Linked DNA regions of Homo sapiens: all the other regions are linked to region 1. A link is a contact called in ENCODE Hi-C or POLR2A ChIA-PET data. All regions are on one chromosome and are shown on one strand. The core of a region is the stretch at or near the end of the contact, and the rest is flanking DNA. Distances in the headings are between cores, read along the strand shown. Region 1 has its middle 38 kb from the start of PRSS2. Region 2 overlaps CREB3L2 (cAMP responsive element binding protein 3 like 2). Region 3 holds the start of ZC3HAV1 (zinc finger CCCH-type containing, antiviral 1). Region 4 holds the start of FMC1 (formation of mitochondrial complex V assembly factor 1). Region 5 holds the start of LUC7L2 (LUC7 like 2, pre-mRNA splicing factor). Region 6 overlaps HIPK2 (homeodomain interacting protein kinase 2). Region 7 overlaps HIPK2 (homeodomain interacting protein kinase 2).

Region 1 (3,723 bases), core at 677-3,176:
TATTTTCCGCTCCTTAAGCTTACAAGATTATTTTCATTACAACTTACCCAAGAGGAAGACTTAGTTAAAAAATTTCAAATCATAAACTACAAGTATGTAATAAATATTAATATTTAAAATGCTAAACATGCTTGGATGGCAAAACCATGAAACTTGAACCCTATGCTGTGCCTATTCAGATGCTGATTCTGTAGGGGCTTTATACAGCTTCAGAATCCTCATTAATAGAGAAATGTCTCAGGCAATCACCACTAGTCAAGTAGAATTAGTAGAGACTTGAGGCAGATTTTTCCTTCCTGTAATATACTGCAAAAATTCTGGAAAACTTCACAAAGGACATAAAATTGTAGCTAAGTTTAGCTCTTTAGGAGGCTAATAGTTATATAAGCAAAATGACATTGCAAGCAGGAGAGTCAGTTTGTGTAGAAATGTGCAGGTCTATGTGAATATTGTAAGTTTTAGAGAATCTGAAGAAAAAAAGTCCTGATCATTGCACAGAGCATCCTAGAGACAGGTGAGCATTGAAGGAGAGGCTTGAAAGCCACCTAAATTCAGCAGAACAAATTAACATCCTCCATGTTATCTGCTCTTATTCATGCAAGACTGTTCATTCCCATAACTGTTTCCATACCATCTAGGACTCAGAAATCCACAGTCATTATAATTCCAGGGGACAAAGGAAAGCAGTTTAGGATGACCGATCCTGTTCAGACATGCTGTCTCTTGCCAATAATTCATCAAACTCACTTGCCCCTTTAATCAGATGAGGCTGTCTCTTTTCTAGGAGAGCTTCCAGGATTTGCATCTGATTTTGCAGATGTGCAGGATGACTATTTCCATATATCTCCTTCCCTGGCCAGTTGCACATGGAAGATTCAGGGCCACATGCTGGTGGCCAGAGGCACTCTCCCCAAGATGCTTCTCATAGATCTCAGCCACCCATGGGACTTATAAGGAGATACCCTTGTGCCTCTAAATAGATCTCAGCCACCCATGGGACTTATAGGGAGTCACCCTGGGGCCTCTGGACAGCTTGAGTAAGATGAAGAATGCCCGGGGTTGGGAAGCTGGTAATACTAAAATTAGGCGACTTCTTATTTTTGCCCAGGATTCAGTGGTTTGGGATAAGAATGCTACAATCCCTTGAGCTCCTGCAGAGCAGGCTTGACCTATTATATACCTGGTAATTTCCCACTACTTACTTTGGGGGTTTCTGCCTCTCTAGTTTTTCATTCTGTCTTGCATTATGTTCTTCTAAGATGTGTTAGAAAATATTCATCACACAGACCTTACAGGCTTTAGCAACTACAGGAAAAAACTACGAGGAGCCAGTCAATGCAGTGCACAAACACTGGCTCAGACATCCAGGGACTGTCCGTTTTGCAGTCTGTTGGTTATCTAGGGCTACCTCTCCTGTGACTCATCAGCACCTCTCATTACATGAGTGGAAGGAAGTGGGAGGATACATGTGGAGGGAGGTGGAAGGGAGTTTGGGGGGCAGGTGGGAAGAGAGAGTTGCCTGAGTGATGTGGGACCAGAAGGGATCCCAACTGGGTCAGAGCAGTTATTGCAGCTGTTTTTCATTCTCCACTATCTTCATGGTGCCCACTGTGGCCTTTGATCTTGTGCATAACCTCCAGCAGGTGTAAAGATGTGTTGGGGGAGGGGAGGCCTGCACATGGATCTGGGATACCTAGATTCCCCTCTAGAGACCCTGCCCCTCCCCTCTGAAGTTCTATTTCTACTGCCAGGATGCTAACCAGGGGCCCAGGTAGAAAGAGCAGCATAGGAGGGGGTTGGGTGCCGGATGCGGTGAGTGTGGTTCTCATGATGCTCTGAAGGTGGGTGGGTGGAGGGAGCAACTTTCACAGGCACCCCAGATGCAGGACCCAGTAAATGTCAAACCACATCCTGTTGTGACTGTAAGAGATGGAGCTAGGGCAGGTGGCTGCTGTGGCTTGGTGCTGATGTGACTCAGAGATAAACAGCCCGGCAGCCAGCACTGGGCTCAGAACCCCCATTCCTACCCCAGTTGTCAGCTATTACCTAAAAGACCCCGATTTACATCTCATTACTTCCCACCTTTTGATTCAGGGCCACTCTCCTTTTTAACACAATTTTCTTGTCATTCATGGCCCTAGACCTTTTTGATGGAGGAGGGCCAGGGAACAGGTGTCAGGGCTCCAGTTGACTCTTGCTAACTGTGGGACTCCAGTGCCAGTGCTGTCCTCTTCCACCATCAGACTGTCTGAGACTATGTCACAGATATGTATGATTTGAGGCCAGGAAGAGCTTAGCTTCTCTGAGTTCCCATTCTCTTGGTACTTCAGAGACTGCAGGCTTTGAATCAGAGAATCTGAAGAGCAGAGTTTGAAGATTCTTAGAGATCACTTTACCCAATGTCCTCATATCACAGAGGAGGACATATAAGCCCAGAGAATAAAAATGAGTTGTTCAGAGCCATGCAGCTGGGGCCAGAGGAGGACCAGAAGCTAATTCTCTGTGTTTTAGCAGCTCCTGGACTTCAGACAAGGCTTGGGGAATGTGGGGTCTCTGTTGAGCTGTGATCTTGCTATGAATTTCATGAATCACTCTTATAGTAATGAATCAGGCAAGATGATCATATCTGAGATGGCATGAGGATAGAAGGATAAATATAATGAATCACAAAATTAGAATCCTGCAGAATCTTAATAGGTTGGAGAGATAAGCTGAATAAACATGATAAACATTCTCTCTCTCCCTCCTCCCCCACCAAACAGAGAAAACCATCTATATGAACACAGGAAGGGGAATATGTGAAAGAAGGATATGTGAAAAAACACCCAGGGGGTGAGTCAAAGTGAGCTCTGTGAGTCAACGGGATGGTGAGCGTACAAAAAGTAGATAAATTGTCCTAATGGAACCAACTAACGTATAAGATGTTGAGAAAGAGGAGGCAAAGTTCCCCCTTTACTCTTTGTAGGTCAGAACCCACCTGGTGCTGGGTCAGGTCCTGTACAACACATTTTTTAAAAGATAGAGGGATAAAAACAAACTTTAATGTTTTCAGAAGGGAGTGATTGGGCTATGGAAAGTAGGACGTGCTCAAAACTGTGCCCTATAATAACAAAATTGAGAAAACTGAAAATGTTTTGCCTGAAAAAAATCTTCAGGTTGGTAGTAGTTATAATAACACCTAATACTTACTGATATTGTTCTAAAAGCTTTACATGTTGTGTGGGTTAAATGAGATAAAACGATCTTATGAAGTTGGGCTTGTAATTGAGCTCATTTTACAGCAAGGAAAACTGAGTCTCAGAGGTGATCACTTGCCCAGGGTCACATAGTTGATAAATGACAGAACTAAGGCTTAAACCCAGGTCTCTGCATTACAACATCTTCTTTGCTACGATAATGTTTTCATCCATCCACTACATGCTTTTTTTCCATTCCAAAAACTCAAGTTTTAAAGTTTCTAATGATTCTGTCTCGCATAGATTTATGGGTTCTTGCCAGAATATGGGCACTCTGTTGCATGTAGACACCTGAGAGGGCTTTTGGGGGGACTATAGGGTCCCAGAGATAAGTGAATAGCAACTGTAGGTTGGCAAAAAGGAGCTGAGAATTAGCTTTACATGTTGTGTGGATTAAATGCTCATATTCACAGAGGGCAGTTGAGATCAGTTGCAGAGCAAGCTGATAAAAATCCTTTGGAAATAGTCACAGGTGTAGGCTCATTTT
Region 2 (3,723 bases), core at 866-3,365, 4.8 Mb after region 1:
TTATTGGAACATGTCTAAAAGACCACTAGCTCTGTACCAGCGTTTCCTCTGAAGTTTCAGTCTCTGTCCTCTCTTCCCTTCCCCACTGCCTGGTAGCTCTGATGTTGCATTTCTGCCCTTGCTTCTCTTGTTTAAGATTCCTTCTTCGAGGGCCCAGCCAGCCTCCTCAGTCCTGGGGCTGTGTGGTAGATAGTCCTCTGGAAGGCATTCACCACCTTGTCATAGGGCCGTGTGGTTGGTGGAGGGGGCAGAAATAAGGAGACTAGTGTTTCAGAGGCTCTTATGGCACACATGGGAACAGGTAGACTGTATTTTGGCATTGAGAGTATCTGGGTGTATTAGTCTGCTCAGGCTGCTATAATAAAATGCTACAGATGGGTGACTTAAACAACAGGTATTTATTTCTTACAGTTCTGGAGACTGGGAAGTCCAGGATCAAGGTGCTGGCTAATTCTGTTCCTGGTTAGGGCTCTCTTCCTGGCTTGCAGATGGCCATCTTCTCACTATGTCCTCCTGTGGTAGAGACAGCATCTTCTTTCTTCCTTTTTGCTATGTCCTCTTCCAATGAAGATGCTAATCCCATCATGAGGGCACCATCCTTTCAGCCCATTTAACCCTCAGGCCCAGTCTCCAGATACTGTCACATTGGAGGTTAGGGCTTCAGCATATGAATTTGCAGGTGTATTAGTCCGTTCTCATGCTGCTGATAAAGACATACCCAGGACTGGGTAATTTATAAAGGAAAGAGGTTTAATTGACTCACAGTTCCACGTGGCTGGGGAGGCCTCACAATCTTGGTGGAAGGTGAAAGGCACATCTTACATGGTGGCAAGCAAGAGAGAGCTTGTGCAAGGGAACTTCTCTTTATAAAACCATCAGATCTTGTGAGACTTATTCACTATCACGAGAACGATACAGGAAAGACCCACCCCCATGATTCAATGACTTCCCACTGCGTCCCTCCCATGACACATGGGAACTGCGGGAGCTAAATTCAAGATGAGATTTGGGTGGGGACACAGCCAAATCACATCAGCAGGGAACACAATTCAACCCCATAGCACTGGGGGTTCACTAGAGTTTCATAAGGTTCCCAAGGACTCATGGCGGTGACCAGAGCAGTGTGTTTTCTACTGAAAGAAACCTGTGGGAGTTGAAAACCTACAGACTGAAGGTTCTTAAGCTGAGTTTATGGCCTCAAGAGGGTCTGGGAACTTCTGGAAATGCTCTTTAGGGCATTGTATGTGCAGTGCATATGTGTGTCTTTCATCACATTTTCAAAAGGTTTGCTGACCTAACAGTGGTAAAAGCTAATGTCCCAGAGACTGTACCTCTAAAGTAGAAGCTGAGAAGGAACAGGTCTGTGCACACTGGTGTCCACCACCAGCATACCCCCCACCTCATTGTGCAGCCCCATCCCCCTGGAGCATTCCAGAGAAGCTCTGCTCCCTCTTGCTGCTGGGCACTAATTAGACCCTGACTGCTGGCAGGTGAGCTTACTGCCCAAGAACTAAAGAGAGAGAGCTCTTCCCCCAAAAGCTGCCCTGTGCCTCTGTACTCGAAACCTAACCCTTTGTTGACTTCTTTTACTTTTTATTTTTGGAGCAAACTCTATTTTTGGAGAATACATGAAACGAGTGGCTGTCTTACATCATAAACCAGAAAAACCACTGTGCTTATTAAAGGCATTTCGGAGTATTCTCAAGATTCGGACTCAAAGCAGACAATAGTAGAAGCTGGCTTTTCTGCCTCTAAATGGAGGGCTCTGGCCCCCACATTCATTCATCCCTCCTTGAGCTAAACCACTGCCTGCCTGGCTAACTGATCTCAAGAGCAAGGCTGGGACTCATGGGTATATATTTTTGGTCTGTGACTTTTTTCCTAGTTAATTTCTGTGGGGTCTGGACTGTTTTCTAGCCCCATACTTATTATTTTTTCTTGTTCTCTACTTCCTGGTTCTCCCACATGACTAATCCTTCTCTACACCCATGTTGAATTTTATTTGACCTCATTTGATATGTTTTCTCTAAGTCACTTCAGTCCTTTTTAAAACTTGGTAAACATGAATCCATTTTAAAAGCACAGGCCCTCATAGAATCTGGGTTTATCCTCAGGCTAGGTCACTGCTACCCCTGACCAGTCCCCAAAGAATGCTGGAGGCCTTTGCCATGCTCCACCTTCCTATTCTCCACCCAGGCTCCCTTTTCCTCCTCTCCTTTCTCTCCTTCTCTTTCCCTTTTTGTCTCCTTTGCTCTCCTCTTTCTTTCATTCACGCAGGCCTTCCCCTCCTCCTCTGGGCTTTAACTCTGCCGGTTTTCCTAGAGCTTTGCTCAGTCCTGACAGGTGTGAGGACCTGAACTCAGGGCTTGGGATCTTATCTCAGGTTCTCCTGCTTTATTGCAAGGACTCGGGGTCCTCAGCAGATCTTGGCATTCTGGAGGGTGTCACATTATTGGTGTGCATCATCGTTAAGGGTCTTTGGAGGGGATTTCTGTCTGGCATTTGGAAATTGCAGAATTGACTTTCTAAATGTATGGAGTAGCTGGCGACAAAGGGGGGTCACATTGTGGAGGAACAGGGGCCAGTGCATCAGTAAAGAGCAGGAGAGGCAAAGAGAGGAGCTGGTCACTCTTAGAAATTAATGAGGAATTTTATTGATGGCCAGTGGAAAATTGTTTCCTAGTTTGCCTTTCCCAACTCCTCCCTCTCAGTTGAAATCCTGAGGACCTTCAGCCTATAGCTCTAGCAGCTTTGGAGCCTGTATGGAGAAATCCCATGTCATGTATTTTAGGAGCCTGGGCCACTGGTTGGGGAAGTCTGAAAGTAGGCCTGATTTTTACAGGTGTCTGCAATGCTTGGGGTAAGCCCTGGGCACCAGCAAGTCTTCTCTTCCCCTTTCTCTGGTTGTGTTTGTCTAGGCCTGGGGTTGCCCCCCACCAGTTTGGAACCTTTTTAACTGAGCCTGTGGTCACTTGCATAACTCAGCCTGGGTGACCACTCTCCTGAGCTGCCCCAGGCCAGGCGAACCCACTGGAACAATGAAGCTCCTGCTCTGCCCATCCCCACGGTCTAGAGCAAAGAGTCTCAGTCTTGGCTGCACATCACACTTACCTGGGAGCTTAAACAACTTTGATGCCTGGGTCCCAGCCCAAGAGATTCTGATTTAATTGGTTCTGGGATGAGGCCTGGGCATCAGGCATTTTAAAAGCTCTCCCAGTGCTTCCAAAGTGAAACCGAGGTGAGAACTACTGGCTTGGAGTATGACTACTCAAAGCATGGTCCATGGTCTGGCAACATTCATCTCCTGGGAGTTTGTCACAAATTCAGAATCTCAGGCCCTACTCTAGACTTTCTGAATTATAATCTGAAGATCCCCAGATGATCCATGTGCATGTAAAATTTGAGAACTGCTGGCTAGAATATTCTGCTGCCTCCTGTGAGGCTGATTGGACTCACCCATCATCCGCATGCACCAGGTACTGATGCCAGATCAAGCTAGATGGAGCCCAAGAAACTGATGTGGCCTCCCCTGGATCCCTTCTTGGGGATCTGTTCTACATCTGAGTCAGGCTCCCTGCTGTCTCCATTTCTGACTGATCCCTTTTATACCTGTCCACTCAGAAGTCCCAGCATGTCTCAAGGCCAGAGATTGAAAGAGCCAGGCAGTGTTCTTTGTTGTTGTTGTTGTTGTTGTTGTTGTTGTTGTTGTTTTTGAGACGGAGT
Region 3 (3,723 bases), core at 928-3,427, 3.7 Mb after region 1:
AGCTCACTGCAACCTTGAACTCCCGGGCTCAAGAAATCCTCCCGCCGCAGCCTCCCAAGTAGTTGGGACTACAGGCACATACCACTATGTCTGGCTAATTTTTATTTTTAGTGGAGATGAGGTCTCGCTATGTTGCCCAGGTGGATCTCACAGTATGTTGCCCAGGATGGTCATGATCCTCCCGCCTTGGCCTCCCAAAGTGTTGGGATTACAGGCACAAGCCACTGCACCTGGCCCTTAAATCATTTTTCATGGCTTCAAATTGGAGGAGATTCTATGTCTGTACTCCCAACCACTGTAGCCAAACTAGACTCTTCAGTCTCTCATCTTCTATATTCCCATTGTGGCATTTACCCATGAATTTGCTTATATTTCCATGCATTTTTTCATGTCTTCGCATACATGCTCCTTGAGTGCAGGGACTGTTTTTTAAACTTCTGCATGTCCTTACATTACTAACTAATGTAAATACCACATAGAAGATAGTCAATAAACATCTAGAACTTAGTTGATTTGATAATAAAAGGTCCCTGGGAACCTGTCAGACCACAAATAAGGCCAAGTGGATTAAAAGACAACTATAGAAGCAGCAACTAGAGGGAACAAGATGTCCCTCTTAGACATCCTAAGATGATCCTATGTGGCCCCCATGTTTGGCTGGTTTTCATAACAAAGTACTCTATTCCTGAAAGAGGGTTTATATACCATGAATGACAAAACTGAGGAGAATTCTCATTAATCATTTTGAAGAATTTCTAAGTTAGCAACCAGAATCTATTATTTTTTAAAAAGATGTATTTCTTATCTGATCAAATGACCCATCTATTTTATTTGAAGATGTTGGAAAAAAAAACCTTTTTTCTCTTCAACTTGTGTCCTGTCTTTGGGGGCCTAAAAATTAACTGGCACTAGACAGATAAATAGGAGAAAAGACAAAGTTTATTTACACATGCATGCAGGAGCTTCCAGTAACAGAAAACTCAAAAGTAAAGGTTTATATACCTCAACTTAACAAAAAGGAAAGTTTTAGGGCTTCAGTAGGAGAGTTTGGAAGTTTTGATTGGGTTGTTTTGTGTTTTTGAGACAAAGTCTCAGCGCTATCCCCCAGGCTGGAGTGCAGTGGCACAATCCCGGCTCGTTGCAGCCTCCTCCCGTGCTCAAGCAATCCTCCCACCTCAGGCTCCCGAGTAGCTGGGACTGCGGCTGCACACCACCATGCCCGGGTTGTTTTTATTATTATTATTATTATTATTATTATTATTATTATTATTATTATTGAAGAGAGCTCACTATGTTGCCCAGGCTAGTCTTGAACTCCTGGGTTCAAGCAATCCTCCCACTGCCTCGGCTTCCTAAAGCGCTGGGATTACGGGCTGAGCCACAGCACCCAGCCCATTGGGTTTTTTGGTGCTAATGGTAATGGGACAGTCTGTCTTCCTGGCAGCTGAATACTCCGAGAGGCTTTTAATGGCACCATGTTTTCGGGAGGTTTTGCTTTAGTCAGATAAGGGAAGTTTCATTAAGATTTCTTTCTACATCTTCTGTAGCTCAATGTTTTCACTTAAAAACAATCTTTATGTCAACTCTGGGGGTCAAAGTACGTCCCCACGGTGGAAAAGTTCTTGTCCCAATCTCTACGGGGAGGAACCGATCTGAAATCTTGGGATATGTCTTAGCATGTCCACCGTGATTGAGGTACAAGCAGTGGTTCAGGGCACCGAGTTAGCGATTCTAGGTAAGCAAGACCATGTCAAGAAGTGGTTTGTCCAAAAGTTCGTGAGAAGGCAGAAACGAGGGAGAGTGGCAATCGTTGTTCTTTAAGAGGGCACGGTGGTGGAGGAGAAACTTGCACATCGGGGCCTGGGGTACCACGATCTGGGGCCTGGGGACGCGATTTGGGGAAACTCGGTGGCATCTGGGCTCCGCTTGATGCCAGTGCGTGTTCGTGCAAGTTACTTCCTCAAGTTCAGGGTGAGGATAATAATATCTACCATGTGGAGTTGCTGGGAAGATTCACTACCAACAGAGGCAGAGCGCACGGCTCGCAGGAAGCGCTCGCTAGGGTCTGCTCTTTCCGGGAATGGGTGGGGTGCGCACTCCTCAACAGGGCTCTCAGGACTTGCGTCACACGCCTCAGTCGGCTGGCTTATAAAACACCGGCCAGAGCCCCAAGATCGCTTTTAGTTTCTCTTCTTTCTAAAGAAGGCTCGCGGAGCCCGGCTGGAGAACCTCACCCTCGCCGAGCCTAGAACCGAGAGGGGGCCACCCCAGGCGGTCACCAGCAGATTTGCCCGCGCGTTCTCTTTCTTTCCACCCAGTTGCCCTTGCGGCCGGCTGTAAACCTGCCACTAGGACCCGGTCGGTGAGATCTAGCCTCTTGACCTGAGAGCCGAGAGTGGATCGCTGGGCTGGGCTAACGGCGACGGAGAGCGCGCCCTCGCTGACTCCGGGCGCGCCCAGCAGTAGCACCGCCCGCGCCCGCCCCTGGACACTTGTAAGTTTCGATTTCCGATTTCCGCGGAACCGAGTCCCGCGCCGCGGCAGAGCCAGCACAGCCAGCGCGCCATGGCGGACCCGGAGGTGTGCTGCTTCATCACCAAAATCCTGTGCGCCCACGGGGGCCGCATGGCCCTGGACGCGCTGCTCCAGGAGATCGCGCTGTCTGAGCCGCAGCTCTGTGAGGTGCTGCAGGTGGCCGGGCCCGACCGCTTTGTGGTGTTGGAGACCGGCGGCGAGGCCGGGATCACCCGATCGGTGGTGGCCACCACTCGAGCCCGGGTCTGCCGTCGCAAGTACTGCCAGAGACCCTGCGATAACCTGCATCTCTGCAAACTCAACTTGCTGGGCCGGTGCAACTATTCGCAGTCCGAGCGGTGAGTGCACCCGGAGGGAGGGGCGCTGTCCGCAGCCGTGGTCGGGGTGGACTGTCCAGGCGGGCAATGTTCTGGGAGGGGCACGGCTTCGCCGGGACCCCGCACCTGACAGCCTCCGCCTCCAGCCACTCCCTTCTCTGCTCCCCTCTGGGAGCCTCTGCAGGGCCCGCGCTTCTACCTTTGCAGTTCCCTTCCTTCCGGCACCTCCAGACATTTTCTCGAGAATGGCTAAAATGCTAGTGCCTGGAGGAGACCAGGCTCAACCTCCACCCCTTTCCCCGCCCGCCCGCACGAATCAGAAGAATAAAGTGCTCTGGAGCCAGCCAGGGCCTAGAGAAGCGGTAGGCAGGTTTGGGAAGGAAGGAAAGAGCCTCCCGTCTTTGGTATCTTGAGTCTTTCCCTCCCTACTACCTCCTTCCCTAGACGTGGCGGAGCCAGTAACCCAGCCGCCCTGGGCCCCCGGTCCGTCTCCGCCGGAGCGAGCCGCAGGTCTCTCTGCTTGTCCCTCCCTTCCCGGTCACCCCCATGCCCCTCATCACCGCTTTTCTGATGCCTGGCGCGTAGCAGGGGTGGCCCTTTTCCAGGTTCCTGAAGTTGTAGCAGCCGCGGGCCTTCCCTCCGGGTGGTCTCTCTACGGTGGCGCGCGCAGTTGACCGCCTGCCTTGGGACAACTCTCTTAAATCCCTTTGAAGCAGTGTGGCTCACGTCTCGGGCCACTGCTTCTGTTGTTTCCGTTTGCCTTTTTTTTTTTTCGTCTAAATGCAGATGCGCTGCAAGGTTTGGGTTAAGACTCTTGAGTGATTTTCTTCCCAGTTTCTCCCTAAGAGAGCTTGCTCCCTCGAGGACAGCT
Region 4 (3,723 bases), core at 546-3,045, 3.5 Mb after region 1:
CGGTTGAGCCTGAATCATGAGGACAAAAGGGTCAGCAATAGACAGGAAACAGTAAATAGATCACAAGAACCCAAAAGAGATCAAATGAAATAGAACACTGTATTTTCCCTGTGGAGAAAGGGTAGGTTTCTCCCTAATAGAATCCCTTCTCCGGAGGGAAAGGATAGAGAAAATGGGATGGTTATTCAGTTAGCTGTGAGCCTGAAGGAAACAGAAACCATTTCCCCTATGCTCAAGTGCATTCCAGAGTGGTATTTCCAGAATGTACCATGAATTTCAGAACCATTACCAAGTCTCTCTCAAGGGTAATAATGTTATCCCCATAAGGTACAACTATAATCATGTCACCTCCTTAAAAATCTTAGAATGGGGCCAGGTTTGATAGTTCACGCCTGTAATTACAACACTTTGGGAGGCCGAGGCAGGCGGATCACCTGAGGTCAGGAGTTCAAGACCAGCCTGACCAACATGGAGAAACCCCGTCTCCACTAAAAATACAAAATTAGCCGGGCGTGGTGTCGCATGTCGCCTGCCTGTACTACTCGGGAGGCTGAGGCAGGAGAATCGCTTGAACCTGGGAGGTGATCACAATCTTAGAATGGCTTCCCATTACACTTACAATAAAGTTTAAGTTCCTGTTCGGCCTACCACTTCATCTACCTCCACTTCACCCACCACACCTTAGGGCTAAACCACTCTCAACTGGCAATTTTTCTCCCCTTGGGCTTTCAATTGTGTAGCTTTTAAACCTGGACCCTAACCCCAATTTACTTGCTAACTCCAAATTAGCCTTCAGGTCCCTGATTAATTTCCTCCGGAAAACCTTCCCTAACTACCCCTTCTTTATACCCCAGCCCCTGTTGTCTACACCTTGAGCACTTATTTATCCTCAGTACTTTACTGTATGGCTCCTTAGGTGGGCAGCAAGTGTCTTAAGGACAGGACACATGTGCATCTGATTCTTCCTGTTTAGACCAGGTTCCTAGCACAGACCCTAACGTTGCCACCTTTTAAAAACTAGGTGAATTTGAGTTCTAAGATTTTACATTCTGACGTCCGTGGCTCAGAAATTCGACAGTTGATCGTTCTCCCTTTCCCCACATTGCTCAAGGGCAGCAAGTTTCCTTCCCTAAAGCCCAGTTGTTCTTTTCCGCCTCAAAAAGAAATGCTTCTTAGAATAACTTTTCTAGGGGACGGGTGAGGAAATTGTTGGCCAGATGCTGTGGCTTTAAGTCTAGCAACAGTACACCCTTCAACTCCATCTTCATTGTTTTATCCCCAGCATTGAATCCTCCATTCCACTTTCCTGACTGCCCTCCGCAGAGGCAACAGACCAGCCAATGAAATCCTTCGGGACGGGTCCGCCCCTCTGCAGGACAGGCTGACGTCCCCAGAGCGACTCTGCGCCCCCCCCCGCTGGTCCTTTGGTCCCCGAGTTTATGCCAGAGCATGGAGCCTAGGGCCTGGGTTGGTTTGGTCAGAACCAGGGCTCCGTGGGAGGGTTGGCCTCAGAAATGCAGGAATTAAACACCGTGCTCCCCACCCTAGCCCAGACCCGGCTCTTCCTCCCTCCCCAGCACGTAGAGCACCCGGGACATGGCTCCCGTACCCGATGTGCACGGAAAGCCTTCACAAGGTACCGATAGGCCGCGGTGTCGCGATAGGGTCGGCCGGTGGCCGCGCTCAGGTAGCGCAACTCCCGCAGAAGTCCTCGAAAAGTGTGCGACGGGGACCCTAAGGCCGCCATTGTCCTGTCCTTCTCCGAGCGTGGTGCCCAACGGCGTCCTACGACCCTGAAAACCCCTCCTCCGGCCCAGGCGCCTAATGGTACGGTCGGACAGACTACCGACTCCCCCTATCGACTGACGAGCAGTGGAACCGCTCACTTGTCCGTTGACCGAACCTTATTAATCGAAGGCCCAGGGGCGCCGTAACAAAATCAAACGAAACCCGACTGTTAACTGAAGGTACCAGGACCTCTAACCCAGAACAAGGGTTTGGGGAAACAGGGGCTTTTCTTCACTGCGTCATTGAAGATGCCCGTTAGCCGACCAACCGCTGAGTCTCAGGAGAAGCGGGCCCGGCGGGGGGTGTGGGTGTGGATTTGATATGGAACACGCTGAGAAGACATTTTTAAATGATTTATAAAAGGGATATCAAAATTCAACGTATTGACGTCTCCCCAAATCCCAGGGGACCTGCGGCTCAGACAAAGGACATGGGTGTGTGCAGATTCTCGAAAATTGCAGCCCACCAGCTAGTAAAAACACACACACACTTCCCATTTAAAAAAAAAAAAAGTAAAGTTGGCATATTTCGCTTTGTTTAGAAAGGGGAAAAAAGGACAAAAGTCACAGGCCACCCCAGATGGGACTCGAACCCACAATCCCTGGCTTAGGAGGCCAATGCCTTATCCATTAGGCCACTGGGGCTTCTGCAAACGACGCGCTCACACAACATATTCAACTATTTTCCTCTTTGGTACGTCATCGTCACTTCATTTTCGCCTTACCCTATCCCACGAAACCACACCTAGCGCCCACGTGAGGGGTGACGTATGCTGGGAGTTGTAGTTAGAGAACAAAAGTCCACATCACCGCGCCAAAGGCTTTACCCTCGAAACTGCACCGATGCTCCGGACGTTGAACGGGCGCGCGCACGCTTCTGCGTACGCGCTTGCCTGCGCAATAGTCTCCGCGCCTGCGCCGTAGTCCCCGCGCCTGCGCAAAAGCGGGCATGCGCCGTCGCGGAGCACAGCGCGCTGGGCAAATTGGCCGGATCTTCGAGACTCGCCCTCTGAACGTCAGCTCTGGTGGGTTTTTACCGGAAGCAGCCGGACCTTTTCCGGTGTTGCGAATTTCCAGGAGGAGCTTTGCTCCAGCGGCCGTTAGATGGCGCCTGCCGCGGTCAATTTCTGCTTCCGGTTGAAGCGTTGAGGCCATTTCCGCAGGCCGGGCGTGGTGGCGCACGCCTGTAATACCAGTACTTTGGGAGGCCGAGGCGGGCGGATCATCTTAGGTCGGGGGTTTGAAACCAGCCTGACCAACACAGAGAAACCCTGTCTCTACTAAAAATACAGAATTAGCCGGGCGTGGTGGCGCATGCCTGTAATCCCAGCTACTCCGGAGGCTGAGGCAGGAGAATTGCTTGAACCCTGGAGTCGGAGGTTGTAGTGAGCCGAGATCGCGCCATTGCTCTCTAGCCTGGGCAACAGGAGCGAAACTCCATCTCAAAAAAAAAAAGAAACATGTGCCGTGTCCTTTGAATTGGTGCGTCAGCGATAAACATGGGACAGCGGGGAAGTAATAGTACATTGATTAGGAATTAATTTTAAAAATTAGCAGTTCATTTTTTGGTTCTGTTCCTAATTGTATAACGAACAAATCACTTCGGAGTCCCAGTAAACTTACCCTTATAGTATCACAGGGGCTTCCCATTGTCCCTAAGATAAAGCTCAGACGACATAAATTGATCCTCGCTTGTACCTTAATCTTCATCTCTCACTTTTCGCTTATCACCCTCTGCTCCAGGTATCTCCACTTTCATTGTCTCTTCCCCACCACACACCTTACCTGATATTCCCTCTGCCTGAAACTTAACCATTTGTATTAATATGCCTCTTTACCCTTTGGGCTTCAGCTTACTCCAGAAGTCTAGGTTAGACGCTTCTCCAGGCCCTTGAAGTCAATACGGCAAGGTGAAAATTATTCATTTCACCTCCTC
Region 5 (3,723 bases), core at 357-2,856, 3.4 Mb after region 1:
CTCTACGCACTGCTGAAAGATTTGAATGCAATAAAATTTTTAAAATTTACTCATATTTTGCTGTAAAGCACTCATGTAAATTAAAAGAGTAACTTAAAAACTAAATTTAAGACGTGCCTTTTCTCTTAAATCAATACACTTAAATAACTTCTCAAGAAAAAAAGCATTTCCTTAGTGGCTAAGAAACTATCTGCCTAAAGAAGCAACACATAAAAACTACCAAGGATTTTGCTGTGTTAAGAAAGTAATGAACTAGACCTTTCCTACATATTTGAATGTATTTAAGTTGAATTTGAGAGTACATTACTAATTAACATCACCAAAAAAGCAACAGCATTTCATCATTTTATTTAGAAATTCTCTTTATGACAAAGGATAATCCAGCAATTAAGGGCTCTCTATACAGATTCTAAACTAAACGCCTGAAAGGATCTTTGTTCTCCTCTATTCTACTTCACTGGGTACCAAATTTTCAAAATCGTTCTGTTAGGGACATGCAACATTTGTCAATATTTACTGAACAAAGCCTCTATTAAATTGTCTAACAAAATGGAGGTCTCTCGGAAAAACAGGCCATAACATGTTCCTTCTCACAAAATGGGGCCAAACACACCCACTTAAGAAACCATGGTTTGGGTCAGATTTTCCATAAAAATGGTTGTTTCTGTGGGGCTCGAGGGTGCATCTCTGAGACTGGGTTAGTAATAAAGGTTTCCTCCTGACCCAGGAAGAGGAGGGGGAAGCTTCTCTCTAGGTACTCTGGAGGACGGCGGCGAGGGATGATCCCAAAGCTCTGGGTTAAGGAATTATATCGGGGGTGGAGGCCTTAGCTTTCCGCAGGTACCTAACCAGCGACAAAACGGGCCCCCCAACTACGCAACAGAGACGCGGGCTCTCCCGTCTCAGCCAAGTCAACATTAAAAGCACAAACTCTCCTTTCTGCCTCCAGGCCCCGCCTCACCCCATTGGCAGCAGTTCCCGCCAATCCGCATGGTCACCGCCCCCCCTGCCCGCCTGCCGAGCCCTGATTGGATGGGACGGGGGACGGGGACCTCGTGTTACCAATCTGGGAGCCCCTTACTCAGCCACACGCGCGCGCCCAGGTGCGCCCTCGGAACCCCTTCCCTTCGCCGTCCCCGTCCCCTCCCCCACCCCCAGGGCCCTGGCAGAGACTTACCGTCCCGGGAGGTGCCCATCAACTGGTCCAGCATCGCGCGCATCTGGGCCTGCGCCGACATGGCGGCGGCGTAGCGGGCGGACGGGCGGGGGTGGGGCGCAGACCGGGCCCTTTTGGGCTGGGGGATAAGGGGAAGGGATGGGGGAAGGTGCGCTGCTGTCTCGGTGGCCGCCGCCGCCTCGAGGCGTGCGGAAAGGGAGCCGGAGGGGTTGCGGGAAGAGTCCGGACTGCGCTCCTCACGACGACGTGTACGTGGAAGACGACAGCCCCCGACAGCGACCCTCGTGCCCTCACTCTCCGTCCGGTTCTTGGGACAGAAGCGACACGGGCCAAGCAAGCTCTCGCCTTCAACACCGCCACCCGCCAGAAGCCGTCAACCCCCCCTCAAGCTCTGACGCCGCTCGCCGCCACCGTCGCCACGACGGGAGCGCGCACGCTCCTCGCGCTCAGTCGTTTCCCGCGGGGGCTCCACCAACTGGCGTCCAGCTGTATCACTCCGCCCGCCCCGCCCGAGTGGAGTTCCACCCTAACGGCTCTGGGCGCGTGCACGCGCGCTCCTCCCGCCCCTTTACCCCGGATCTCGCGATACTCTGGTTCCTTAACTGACTGTGCAAGCCGGATCCGCCCCGAGGCGCCAAACCTTACATTACATTCCCTCCCGGCTGTAGGGCTGGCGGCTAAGGCTGCGCTGCCCGCGGTGATGGCGATTCAGACCCAAATTAGCAAAATGCGCTAGAGGTTAGCCTGGGCGGAAAGTAAGTAGAGACCATGCCCATCGTCGACCGGACTGCGGTCAGCCTCCTTGGCGTCTGAGGTGGGCGTGCTCGGGGCGAACGCCCGCCCCGAGTGGCGTGGACGCGTCCTGGTTCTCGTGCGCCTTTCCCGGCCGGGAGCAGGCCTGTCTCGCCGCCGCCGGGGCCGCGTTCCTTCCGCTGCGTGGGGCTTTAAGGCTCCTCGGCTGGGAAGTGTCAACTTCAGGAGAAAGCGCCCGAAAGCAGTACCCTAGGAAACAGGCGCGCCGACCCATTCGGATTCATCTTTACCTACAAGGTCGCGGGCGGCTTAGTCTGAATGTGAAACCATAAAAACTCAGCGTATTCTCAGCTACTGGGGAGGCGATCTCGGGGAGCAGGGAGCCAGCGGCGCTGGCCGCAGGGAAGCCTGGATTCTGAAGCCCGGCCCGTGACTGGGGCCTTGGCTTCAGTTCTACCCCTCGTAGGGCTGGTGGAGGTGGTCACACGTCTGCTATGGCGTGGCTGTTAGAACAAACTGGAATAAAATACTTAGCCCTGAGCCTTTCCCTGGTGTTTCTAAAAACTGTTTTAGTAAAATATTAATTCCTTGCCGGGCGCGGTGGCTCACGCCTGTAAACCCCGCACTTTGGGAGGCCAAGGGAGGTGGATTGCCTGAGGTCAGGAGTTCAAGATCAGCCTGGCCAACATGGTGAAACCCTGTCTCTACTAAAAATATAAAAATTAGCCGGGCGTGATGGCGGGCGCCTCCCCAGCTACTCGGGAGGCTGAGGCAGGAGAATCGTTTGAACCCGGGAGACGGAGGTTGCAGTGAGTCGAGATGACGCCACTGCGCTGCAACCTGCGCGACAGAGCGAGACTTCTAAAAAAAAAAATTCCTTAAGTAAGACATAGGTCAGTGTGCAGGAAGAAAGGTTGCTTAAAAAGAAATCTAAAACTGTAAGAAAAATGAATGAGTTAATAAAACCAAATGTTTAAGAAGACAGGCACTTTCTAGATACTTTGAAAGGACATAATAGAGATTTGTGTTCCATTAACACTGTATATTCATCGCCTAAAAAGAAATTTAAAACTGTAAGAAGAATGAGTTAATAAAATCAAATGTTTAAGAAGACAGGCACTTCCTGGATACTTTGAAAGGAAATAATAGAGATTTGTGTTCCATTAACACTGTATACTCATCGCCTTGGAACTGTTATTAGCAGATCAATAAAAAACATGAATAGTAGTAATAGTCCCAAAATTCCTTTAAATGTATATTGCGGCTGGGAGGGATGGCTCATGCCTGTAATCCCAGTACTTTGGGAGGCAGAGGCGGGCGGATCACCTTGAGGTCAGGAGTTCGAGACCAGCCTGACCAACATGGTGAAATTCCATCTCTACTAAAAATACAAAAATTAGCCGGGCATGGATGCGCGTGCCTGTAATCCCAGCTACTCGGAGGCTGAGGCAGGAGAATCACTTGAACCCGGGAAGTGGAGGTTGCAGTAAGCCGAGATTATGCCACTGCACTCCAGGCTGGGTACAAAGCAAGACTCTATCTCAAAAATAAATGCGTATTGGGCCAATGAAAATTTTTGAGGTCGGACGCAGTGGCTCACACCTGGAATCCCAGCACTTTGGGAGGCCGAGGCGGGCGAATCACGAGGTCGGGAGTTTGAGACCAGCCTGCCAACATGGTGAAACCCTGTCTCTACTAAAAATAGAAAAAATGAGCTGGGCGTGGTGGCGCATGCCTGTAGTCCCAGCTACACCGGAGGCTGAGGCAGGAGAACCGCTTGAACCCAAGAGGCG
Region 6 (3,723 bases), core at 638-3,137, 3.1 Mb after region 1:
AGTCCGACGGTGGAGTGCAGGGGCCTCCGAGGAGAGTGGTGGGACGGGGCGCTGGAGGCCTTGGGGGTTAAACTGCCTTTGACACCTGCTGGTACCTCCTGCAGCCACGTGTATCACCACTGACATCACTAGGGTCAAAAAGCCAAGGCTGGAGTGATGCCAAAGAGCCTGTTTAAGACTCCCCTGAAGACAGAGCACGTCTGTGTGTATGGGGTGTGTGTTGGGTGTGTTTATGTATGGTAGGCATGTGTATGGTTTGTATGTGTTCACATGGGGTATGTATATGTTGCTGTGTGTATGGGGTGTGGGGGTGTGTTGGGGTGTGTGTGTGTGTTGGGTGTAGTGTGGGCACATGTAGCATGTGTTGGGTGTGTGTGTGGTATGTGTTGGGGGTGTGTATGTTGGGTATAGTGTGGGTGTGGAGGGGGTGCATGTGTTGGGTGTGGTGTGTGTGGTGTGTTGGGTGTGTATGTTGGGTATAGTGTGTGTGGTGGGGTATGTATGTTGGGTATAGTGTGGGTGTGGAGGGGGTGTATGTGTTGGGTGTGGTGTGTGTTGGGTGTGTATGTTGGGTATAGTGTGGGTGTGGAGGGGTGCATGTGTTGGGTGTAGTGTGTGTTGGGTGTGGTGTGTGTGTTGGGTGTGTATGTTGGATATAGTGTGGGTGTGGAGGGGGTGTATGTGTTGGGTATGGTGTGTGTGTGTGGTGTGTGTGTGGTGTGTGTTGGGTGTGTATGTTGGGTATAGCGGGTGTGGAGGGGGTGCATGTGTTGGGTGTGTGTGTGTTGGGTGTGTATGTTGGATATAGTGTGGGTGTGGAGGGGGTATATGTTGGGTGTGGTGTGTGTTGGGTGTGGTTGTGTGTGTGGTGTGTGTTGGGGGTGTGTATGTTGGATATAGTGTGGGTGTGGAGGGGTTGTATGTGTTGGGTGTAGTATGTGTTGCGTGTGTGTGTGTGTGGTGGTGTTGGGTGTGTAGGTTGGGTATAGTGTGGGTGTGGGGGAGGTGTATGTGTTGGGTGTAGTGTGTGGGGTGTGGGGTGTGTGTGTGGTGTGTGTTGGGTGTAGTGTGTGGGTGTGTGTGTGTGTGGTGTGTGTCGGGTGTGTATGTTGGATATAGTGTGGGTGTGGAGGGGTGTATGTGTTGGGTGTGGTATGTGTTGGTTACATGTGCTGCTGTGTGTGTATCCAGTGGCAGCAGGTAGACTGGTGCATGGTGTTCTCTGTATTTAGAGCTCCTTCCTCGTCCTAATTCTCATGACTGGGGAAGTGTCATCCCCAGTCACAGCCTTATATATGTGGACGTTTGCCATAAAATTTATTTGGCCAGAACATGAGGGACAAACTGTTGGTGCCACTTCTTTGTCATCCTCTGACCTCCATGAAGGATTTCTCGTCCTCCTCTTTTTGTAAATTAGAACTTACATTGGCAAATAAAATGCACTAAGTACGAACCCCCAGAATATAAATAGATCTGGCACCAAGAGAGCCAGATGATGTCCGCACTTGTGAAAGTCAAACATTCACCCTGAGCAGCAGCGGGAGGTTTTAGGATGATGTGGCTGTTCTGTATTCTCAGTGTGGTGGTGGTCACACAAATCTATACATGGGCTAAAATTCATAGAACTTTCCGTTTTTAAAATATTTTCAAAATGATTTTAAATCTATTTACCCCTAATGACCTCTAGGGAAATTGTTGATAATATTAAACCCATAAGCCGTACCATGCCTAATTTTTCTTCCTGTTTTTGTTTTGTTGTGCTGTGTTTGGGTAAAAAAGATATGTTTGTTCATCCTGTCACAGGATGGCCAGGAGGGTAACCAGTCATTTCTGGAAACGGCCGGACAGGGGAACCTACGAAAACAACTCTGGGGCGTAAACAGCTGCTGATGGAGGAAGCATTGATAGCATGCAGTTTCTTTAGTTTATGTGCTGTTTTGTGTATGTGGCTCATCAACTTGTCCTCCAAAAGTTAAGGACTGACCACTAGAAACAGAGAAGTGACAAACTATTATGGCTGAAATAGCAGGACTTTGCAAGTCCAGAGAGAAGATGAAGGCTGAGTGGGGTTGTTGATCCAGCCTCCGTGTGCCCAGGGGTCCTCTGTGTGCCCAGGAGTCCTCCCCTTGCTTCTGACATGATTATTTACGCCCATGGCCTGCATGCCCATGCATGAGACATCATGGTTTTCCCTGTAATCGTTATCTCAAAACCAGCTTTCCCCTGTGGCAACCCTCCCTCCTGAGGGCATTTTCAAGCTTACTACAGAGAAGCAGCTGGCTTTGCAGGAAAGGTCTCCCCCCAGCCCCCAGGGAGAGAACTTCCTTTGTCCTGGATGTAATGGGGTACGTATCCTCATTCTAAGTGCTGGGCCTCGGCGAGGGTCCCTGTGCCTGGAGTGGTCCCAGCAGCTCGACCCGGGATATGCACCCCCGTGACTGGGCTGTGGCCCAAGGCCACATGCTGGGCTCAGAGCCAGGATGCTTCCCTGTCTCCACAGGGGCATTTGCTTATTTTTTTGGAGGAAATAAGAGGGTCGACAGCCTGTAAATGTCCTTCCACAGTGTCCTCTGCAGCTCAGAGCAGCCAGTGTAAGATGTGGGTTTTCAGGGCCACTCCTGGCAGCAAGAGGCCCCAATATTTGCAGAACTGAGCTTACGATCAGGCTGCCCAGCCTCTCCCGCCGCTGTCTCGTGCCCCGGCCTGCGCTGCTGGAGTCTGGAGCAGCACTGGGAGGGACTGCCCTTCCTTGCTCTCAAAAGACACCTCCTAAAGCGTGTTCTTCTTTCTCTGCTCCTCGTGTGCTCCCTGCTTGGCTCCCACGTCCAGATCCCTAACCTGGGATTAGAAGCTCTGGGATTCGAAGTCCTACTGGGTAGCCCCAGCCTGCCCCTCTGCCACTCTCTCCCGATGTGGCCTCTGCAGCAGCCTGACCTGCTCACCGTCCGTTCCAGTCTGCACGGTGCCTTTGGCATAAGGTGCCTTCCCTGCCTTCCCCCGCCTCCAGGCCTCCAAACCCAGTTCTGCCCCATTCCCCTTGTGAAACTCAAGTGCTACCTTTGCCATAACCAAAAGAGATTTATCCCTCCTCTAAATAATTTGCGTTTAGTATAATCCATCTTCTTATTCATTTATCCATTTGATCCCCAAAGAAATGATATATTTCTTAGGCCCTGGGTCTGGCTCTTAAACCCGGGGAGAGAACCAAGGCTGATTGTATCCACTGGTTGTACGGTGAACACGAATGGCCTGCCACCCTTGGCTTAGACTAGGGTAATGAGACAGAGAGACGTAGGTCTCAGCGTCCCGCCAGCTATGTGAGTTGGGCTAAGTCTCACCACCTCTCCGACATGACTTTGCCACAGCTCACTGGATGAGAGCCGACGTTCTAGGTGAGGGCTTTGGGAACAGGAAAGGTCTTGGTAAGTTTTAAGCCTCATGTCTAGCCTCACAGCCTCTTCACGTCCTGCAGTTAGCCGAGACTATAAATACATTACTATTTCTCACCGTGGCCTCTCTGTCCCTGGCTTTTCCCTGTTCTTCTCCTCCCGCTATCTGTTTGTGTTTCTAAGGTTCTCAGACTAATCCAGGTGGACACGTTGGAAGTAGATAGGGAATCTCCAGACACCACCCGACTTAGACACTGGGCACAAAGAGGAGAAATTCCAGCCTCTGGAGTGATGCCGGTTCACTGCTTTACCTTCCTCCATCGGGGCTGCCCTT
Region 7 (3,723 bases), core at 639-3,138, 3.1 Mb after region 1:
TATATATATTATATGTTATATAATGTCATATATAATATATGTTATATATAGTTATATATATATATGTTCATTTACTCCTCACAAGGACCCTATGAAATATGATTACTGTCTCCACTTTAGAGATGAGGGGATTGAGGCAGAAAGGGGTTAAGTAACTTGCTGAGATCACAGAGCTAGAAAGGGCAGCACTGGCATCTGACCTAGTTGTTGAGAATGCAGAAACAATCTGAAAATTAGCTCTTGGAATACAGACCCCTATGAAGATAGGGATGGCCTACATCACCAAATGCCATCCTGTCTGTTTTAAAGCAAGACATAGGAGAGCTATCAGACATCTTAGATGTACGTGGGGAAGGCGCCCCGCTACAAGAACCAGTATTATCTGAGTGGGCACCTCCTCCCAGCACTGGGTGTAAGTGGCTCCGTGCCATGGAGTTGTTGGGTAATAACGCCAGGACTGGCTTGATGACAGTGACTCACAGTAGAAAAATGTCCTTGCAACAGACCAAAGAACCCACTTTAATTTGCACAGCTTAGAATGGGCCACTGGTTGCCCTGCCAAGGGATCCCTGTACCAGCTGATTTTCATATCCACAAACACACACACAAAAGCACCTATTTAAATATTGCAAATAATACCACATTGCATTTTTATTATGCTTTATAGTTTACAAAGCACATTACAATGCTACTTTATTATTCTTAGTGTGCTCCAATATAATTTCACTTGCCTTCTCTTTTCTCACCTTTTTCTCATCTTTAGTTTCTTTTTCCTTTTCCTCTCAGCATCCGTGCCAACTTTCCCCACACTCCAGCTTTCTTCCTTTCGTTTCTTCCTGCTCTTCCCTCTCCCTGCGAGTTGTGGAGGTGGTACCTTTCCCGAAGTGATCCCTAATTGAGTTTAGTCAGGTGTCAGTTAAAGGCAACTGAGGGGAATGAAACAATTCTCCAAGGAACAAAACAGTTGTAACATGGAGCTCCTGTTGTAAATAGCAGTTGCTATTTAAATCAAGTAAGAAGGATGGATTATTGTGCTTTAAGAAGGGGATGAAATGAATCCTGTATTTAAAGAGAGCCTGGGGGAAAGGGTTATCTGCATCTCACATCCCCGGCATCACTGTGTCTGCAAAACATCTTTCACAAAGTTTTCTTTGCAGTTAGAGAACAGCCTGTGAGAGAAATGCTCAAAGAAATACATAAACATGAGTACAAGGGGTGTGCAAACAGGTGTTGCACTGAGCGCAGAACCCATTTGGCGGCCCTTTGTCCTGGTTCCTTTGTATAACTCAGCAAGAAGTTGAGGTTTAGAAAAGGCAGGTTTGAGGAAGTGCCGTCTGTGGCCTCTTAACTGTGGACGTCACTGATGAGAACAGATCGAACTTTAGATGCCTTCCTTAGAAATTTTGTTGTTTTGAAGTCAAACCTCAATCACAATGAACAAATATATTTGCATAAGGAGAGGAGGTGTATAGTGCCCTGGCAGGAATTAAGACTAAAACGTGGGAGTAAAGCTGTAGATGCTTCTGTTGCTTTTTAACCAAGAGGCCACAGACACAGGCCGGGAGGCTGAGAGGGCAACCTGCCATTTGGCCAGCGTCACTTTGCGATTGTTATAAATACTTTATCATAGCTTGAGTACAGACATGCCTTTTCAATGAAATACATCCTGACTTATTTTGCAGAGGGTACTAGTTTCATAGGGTGACTGTAACAAATTAACACAAACTATTAATAGGTGGCCTAAAACAACAGAAATGTCTTCTCTCACAGTTTTGGAGGAGTTGGCAGGGCCACGTTCCCTCGAAGACTCCAGGTAAATCCCCTTCTTGCCTTCTCTCGGCTTCTGATGGCTCCCAACAATGCTGGGCATCCCTTGGGTTACAGCTGCATTGCTCCAGTCTCTGCCTCTGTCGATGTGTGGCCCGCACTCTGTGTGTATGTCTGTGTCTCCTCTTACAAGGACACCAGTCATATGGGATTACGGCTCACCTTAATGAATTTATTGTAACTTGATTACCTCTGAAAAGACCCCATTTCCAAAAAAGATCACATTCACAGGTACTGGGGGTTAGGACTTAACATATCTTTTGGGAGGACACATAGTAATAGAATCTACACAGTTTTTAGTTTAAATGAAAATTAGGGCCAGGTGCGATGGCTCATGCCTATAATCCTAGCACTTTGGGAAGCCAAGGCAGGTGGATCACCAGAGGTCAGGAGTTTGAGACCAGCCTGGCCAACATGGTGAAACCCCATCTCTACTAAAAATACAAAAATTAGCCGGGCATGTTGGCTCATGCCTGTAATCCCCACTACTCGGGAGGCTGAGGCAGGAGAATTGCTTGAACCTGGGAGGTGGAGGTTGCAGTGAGCCGAGATCTCACCACTGCACTCCAGCCTGGGCGACAGAGTGAGACTTTGTCTCCAAAAAAAAAAAAAGAGAGAAAAAATTGCAGTGACATGGTAACAAGAACACCAAAATGGGAAAGAATAGAGTAGATTTCCAGTTCTGATTCTGTGTGCCACAAACATTTCTGAAGTAGAACCTGAGGTAGCTCAAAAAGGCACCTCAGCTGTGGACTGGGCCGGAAATGGGTGTTTGGCTAGTAAAACGCATCATTTTACTTTACCAACATAGTACCAGACATTTAAGGCTAACAAATTCACTCTTGCTCAGAAGAGAAAAAGCCTACCAGATTTTTAGTCTTGATTTAGACTTTACCAAACATTTCTAAAGGATAGGAAAAGTCCATCTGAGGCTTACCTTCCGTTGCCAGGCACACACCTGGCCTCCTCAGTATCTGCTGCAGGTCTGGTTTACTTGTCTCTTGAGGTGGTCAGTGAGGATTTTGAACCAGTAGTGAATGGAGGGACATTGGTATGTCATGTTAGGAAGTGGCTGAAAAATTCAGGGAAGGTGCTTTCTTTCGTAAAGGTTTGTGATTCAAACACCTGAAAACTGGTACTGCTGAAACTTTAACCGTCCTTATTTAGAACATTTCAGGGACAAGGTAAGCAGCCTTCTAGATCTTTGAAAAAATGTGGATTTAAATGGAATTCCTCTGGGTTGAAACCAGAAGTACAGCTGATTTTGTTTTCATAGTTTGTGGGTGTTTGCCTTTTTCATCCCACCACGTTTATTTAAAAGGTTGTCTTCTTGAGATCCTCCATTGGAAAGAAAATGCAGTGTTGAAAAACAGAACAATGTGGATGGCAGGTGAGAGAGGGCACACGAGGAAGAACCAAGCCGGGGCTCCTCCTCGATGCTGAGGGGCATGAAGAGGGGTGGCCTGAACTTGGCCGCCCACTGCCAGCCACTCTTGAGGTGGCTTTTGGGGCCTACTTAGGTTCTGCCTCAGACACACACAGAATCAAAACTGGAAACCTAGTTTTTGTGTTATTAATAAGCCACTCCCAATTCTCTCTCTCTCTCTCTCTCTCTCTCTCTCTCTCTCTCTCTCTCTCTCTCTCTCTCTCTCAGAGACAGGGTCTACTCTGTCACCCAGGCTGGAATGCAGTGTTGCAATCACAGCTTGCTGCAACCTCTACCTCCCAGCTTCAAGTGATCCTCCCACCTCAGCCTCCCGAATAGCTGGGACTATGGGTGTGCACCACCACACCTGGCTAATTTTTTTTGTTTTTTGTAGAGACAGGATTTCACCATGTTGCCCAGGTTGGTCTTGAACTTCTGGGCTCAAGCAGTCCACCCATCGCGGCCTCCCA

What was found. A loop is a pair of places that touch in the nucleus more often than their neighbours do. ChIA-PET counts read pairs that join two places held with the same protein, here RNA polymerase II (POLR2A). Pooled maps may share reads with other maps.
Region 2: a map of OCI-LY7 shows a loop between it and region 1 (17-fold over the local background). The contact joins two enhancer-like sites. A Hi-C loop is called at or near these places in 1 of 168 maps with a recorded cell type or tissue (OCI-LY7), 8 of 37 single-sample maps with no recorded cell type and 5 of 50 pooled maps.
Region 3: a map of B cell shows a loop between it and region 1 (15-fold over the local background). The contact joins the promoter of ZC3HAV1 here to the enhancer-like site in region 1. A Hi-C loop is called at or near these places in 5 of 168 maps with a recorded cell type or tissue (B cell, CD8-positive, alpha-beta T cell and naive thymus-derived CD4-positive, alpha-beta T cell), 2 of 37 single-sample maps with no recorded cell type and 12 of 50 pooled maps. POLR2A ChIA-PET finds 5 or more read pairs at or near these places in 4 of 52 experiments (CD4-positive, alpha-beta memory T cell, activated CD8-positive, alpha-beta T cell and activated naive CD4-positive, alpha-beta T cell).
Region 4: a map of naive thymus-derived CD4-positive, alpha-beta T cell shows a loop between it and region 1 (11-fold over the local background). The contact joins the promoter of FMC1 here to the enhancer-like site in region 1. A Hi-C loop is called at or near these places in 1 of 168 maps with a recorded cell type or tissue (naive thymus-derived CD4-positive, alpha-beta T cell), 1 of 37 single-sample maps with no recorded cell type and 11 of 50 pooled maps.
Region 5: a loop to region 1 is called in a pooled map, with 20 times the contacts of the local background. The contact joins the promoter of LUC7L2 here to the enhancer-like site in region 1. A Hi-C loop is called at or near these places in 8 of 50 pooled maps.
Region 6: a map with no recorded cell type shows a loop between it and region 1 (20-fold over the local background). The contact joins two enhancer-like sites. A Hi-C loop is called at or near these places in 3 of 37 single-sample maps with no recorded cell type and 2 of 50 pooled maps.
Region 7: a loop to region 1 is called in a map with no recorded cell type, with 7 times the contacts of the local background. The contact joins two enhancer-like sites. A Hi-C loop is called at or near these places in 1 of 37 single-sample maps with no recorded cell type and 2 of 50 pooled maps. POLR2A ChIA-PET finds 5 or more read pairs at or near these places in 1 of 52 experiments (B cell).

Annotation. Positions count from the first base shown.
Region 1 is chr7:142,807,139-142,810,861 of GRCh38, reverse strand. It overlaps TRB. Among named protein-coding and RNA genes, the nearest start is that of PRSS2, 38 kb to the right of the region's middle. RefSeq lists a cis regulatory region at 1,261-2,152 and an enhancer at 1,274-2,473. Within about 2 kb of position 1,926, at least 10 of the 41 ENCODE cell types and tissues checked have a DNase peak (open chromatin) inside an H3K27ac peak, as active enhancers do; they include B cell, CD8-positive, alpha-beta T cell and OCI-LY7, where a contact is called at or near this core.
Region 2 is chr7:137,979,716-137,983,438 of GRCh38, reverse strand. All of the region lies in intron 1 of CREB3L2 (cAMP responsive element binding protein 3 like 2), which reads left to right. Among named protein-coding and RNA genes, the nearest start is that of CREB3L2, 21 kb to the left of the region's middle. RefSeq lists enhancers at 1,817-1,906, 1,917-1,966. Within about 2 kb of position 2,115, at least 4 of the 41 ENCODE cell types and tissues checked have a DNase peak (open chromatin) inside an H3K27ac peak, as active enhancers do; they include OCI-LY7, where a contact is called at or near this core.
Region 3 is chr7:139,108,174-139,111,896 of GRCh38, reverse strand. It overlaps ZC3HAV1 (zinc finger CCCH-type containing, antiviral 1), which reads left to right and starts at 2,177. Exons shown (of 13, transcript NM_020119.4): 1 at 2,177-2,873. The coding sequence starts at 2,566. RefSeq lists enhancers at 2,069-2,228, 2,021-2,524, 2,469-2,568, 3,149-3,278.
Region 4 is chr7:139,339,409-139,343,131 of GRCh38, reverse strand. It overlaps FMC1 (formation of mitochondrial complex V assembly factor 1), which reads right to left and starts at 1,795. Exons shown (of 2, transcript NM_197964.5): 1 at 1,610-1,795. The coding sequence starts at 1,747. It overlaps FMC1-LUC7L2 (FMC1-LUC7L2 readthrough), which reads right to left and starts at 1,795. Exons shown (of 11, transcript NM_001244584.3): 1 at 1,610-1,795. The coding sequence starts at 1,747. It overlaps TRR-CCT4-1 (tRNA-Arg (anticodon CCT) 4-1), which reads right to left and starts at 2,432; the gene lies at 2,360-2,432. It also overlaps a transcript of LUC7L2 not described here. RefSeq lists enhancers at 1,555-1,804, 1,252-1,819, 2,075-2,144, 2,175-2,244, 2,555-2,614.
Region 5 is chr7:139,357,777-139,361,499 of GRCh38, reverse strand. LUC7L2 (LUC7 like 2, pre-mRNA splicing factor) reads right to left here and starts at 1,606. Exons shown (of 10, transcript NM_016019.5): 1 at 1,178-1,606. The coding sequence starts at 1,238. The region is part of intron 2 of FMC1-LUC7L2 (FMC1-LUC7L2 readthrough); the gene reads right to left. RefSeq lists a silencer at 912-1,341 and enhancers at 1,572-1,621, 2,342-2,471.
Region 6 is chr7:139,701,115-139,704,837 of GRCh38, reverse strand. The region is part of intron 2 of HIPK2 (homeodomain interacting protein kinase 2); the gene reads left to right. Among named protein-coding and RNA genes, the nearest start is that of HIPK2, 75 kb to the left of the region's middle. Within about 2 kb of position 1,887, at least 11 of the 41 ENCODE cell types and tissues checked have a DNase peak (open chromatin) inside an H3K27ac peak, as active enhancers do.
Region 7 is chr7:139,729,081-139,732,803 of GRCh38, reverse strand. The region is part of intron 1 of HIPK2 (homeodomain interacting protein kinase 2); the gene reads left to right. Among named protein-coding and RNA genes, the nearest start is that of HIPK2, 47 kb to the left of the region's middle. Within about 2 kb of position 1,888, at least 21 of the 41 ENCODE cell types and tissues checked have a DNase peak (open chromatin) inside an H3K27ac peak, as active enhancers do.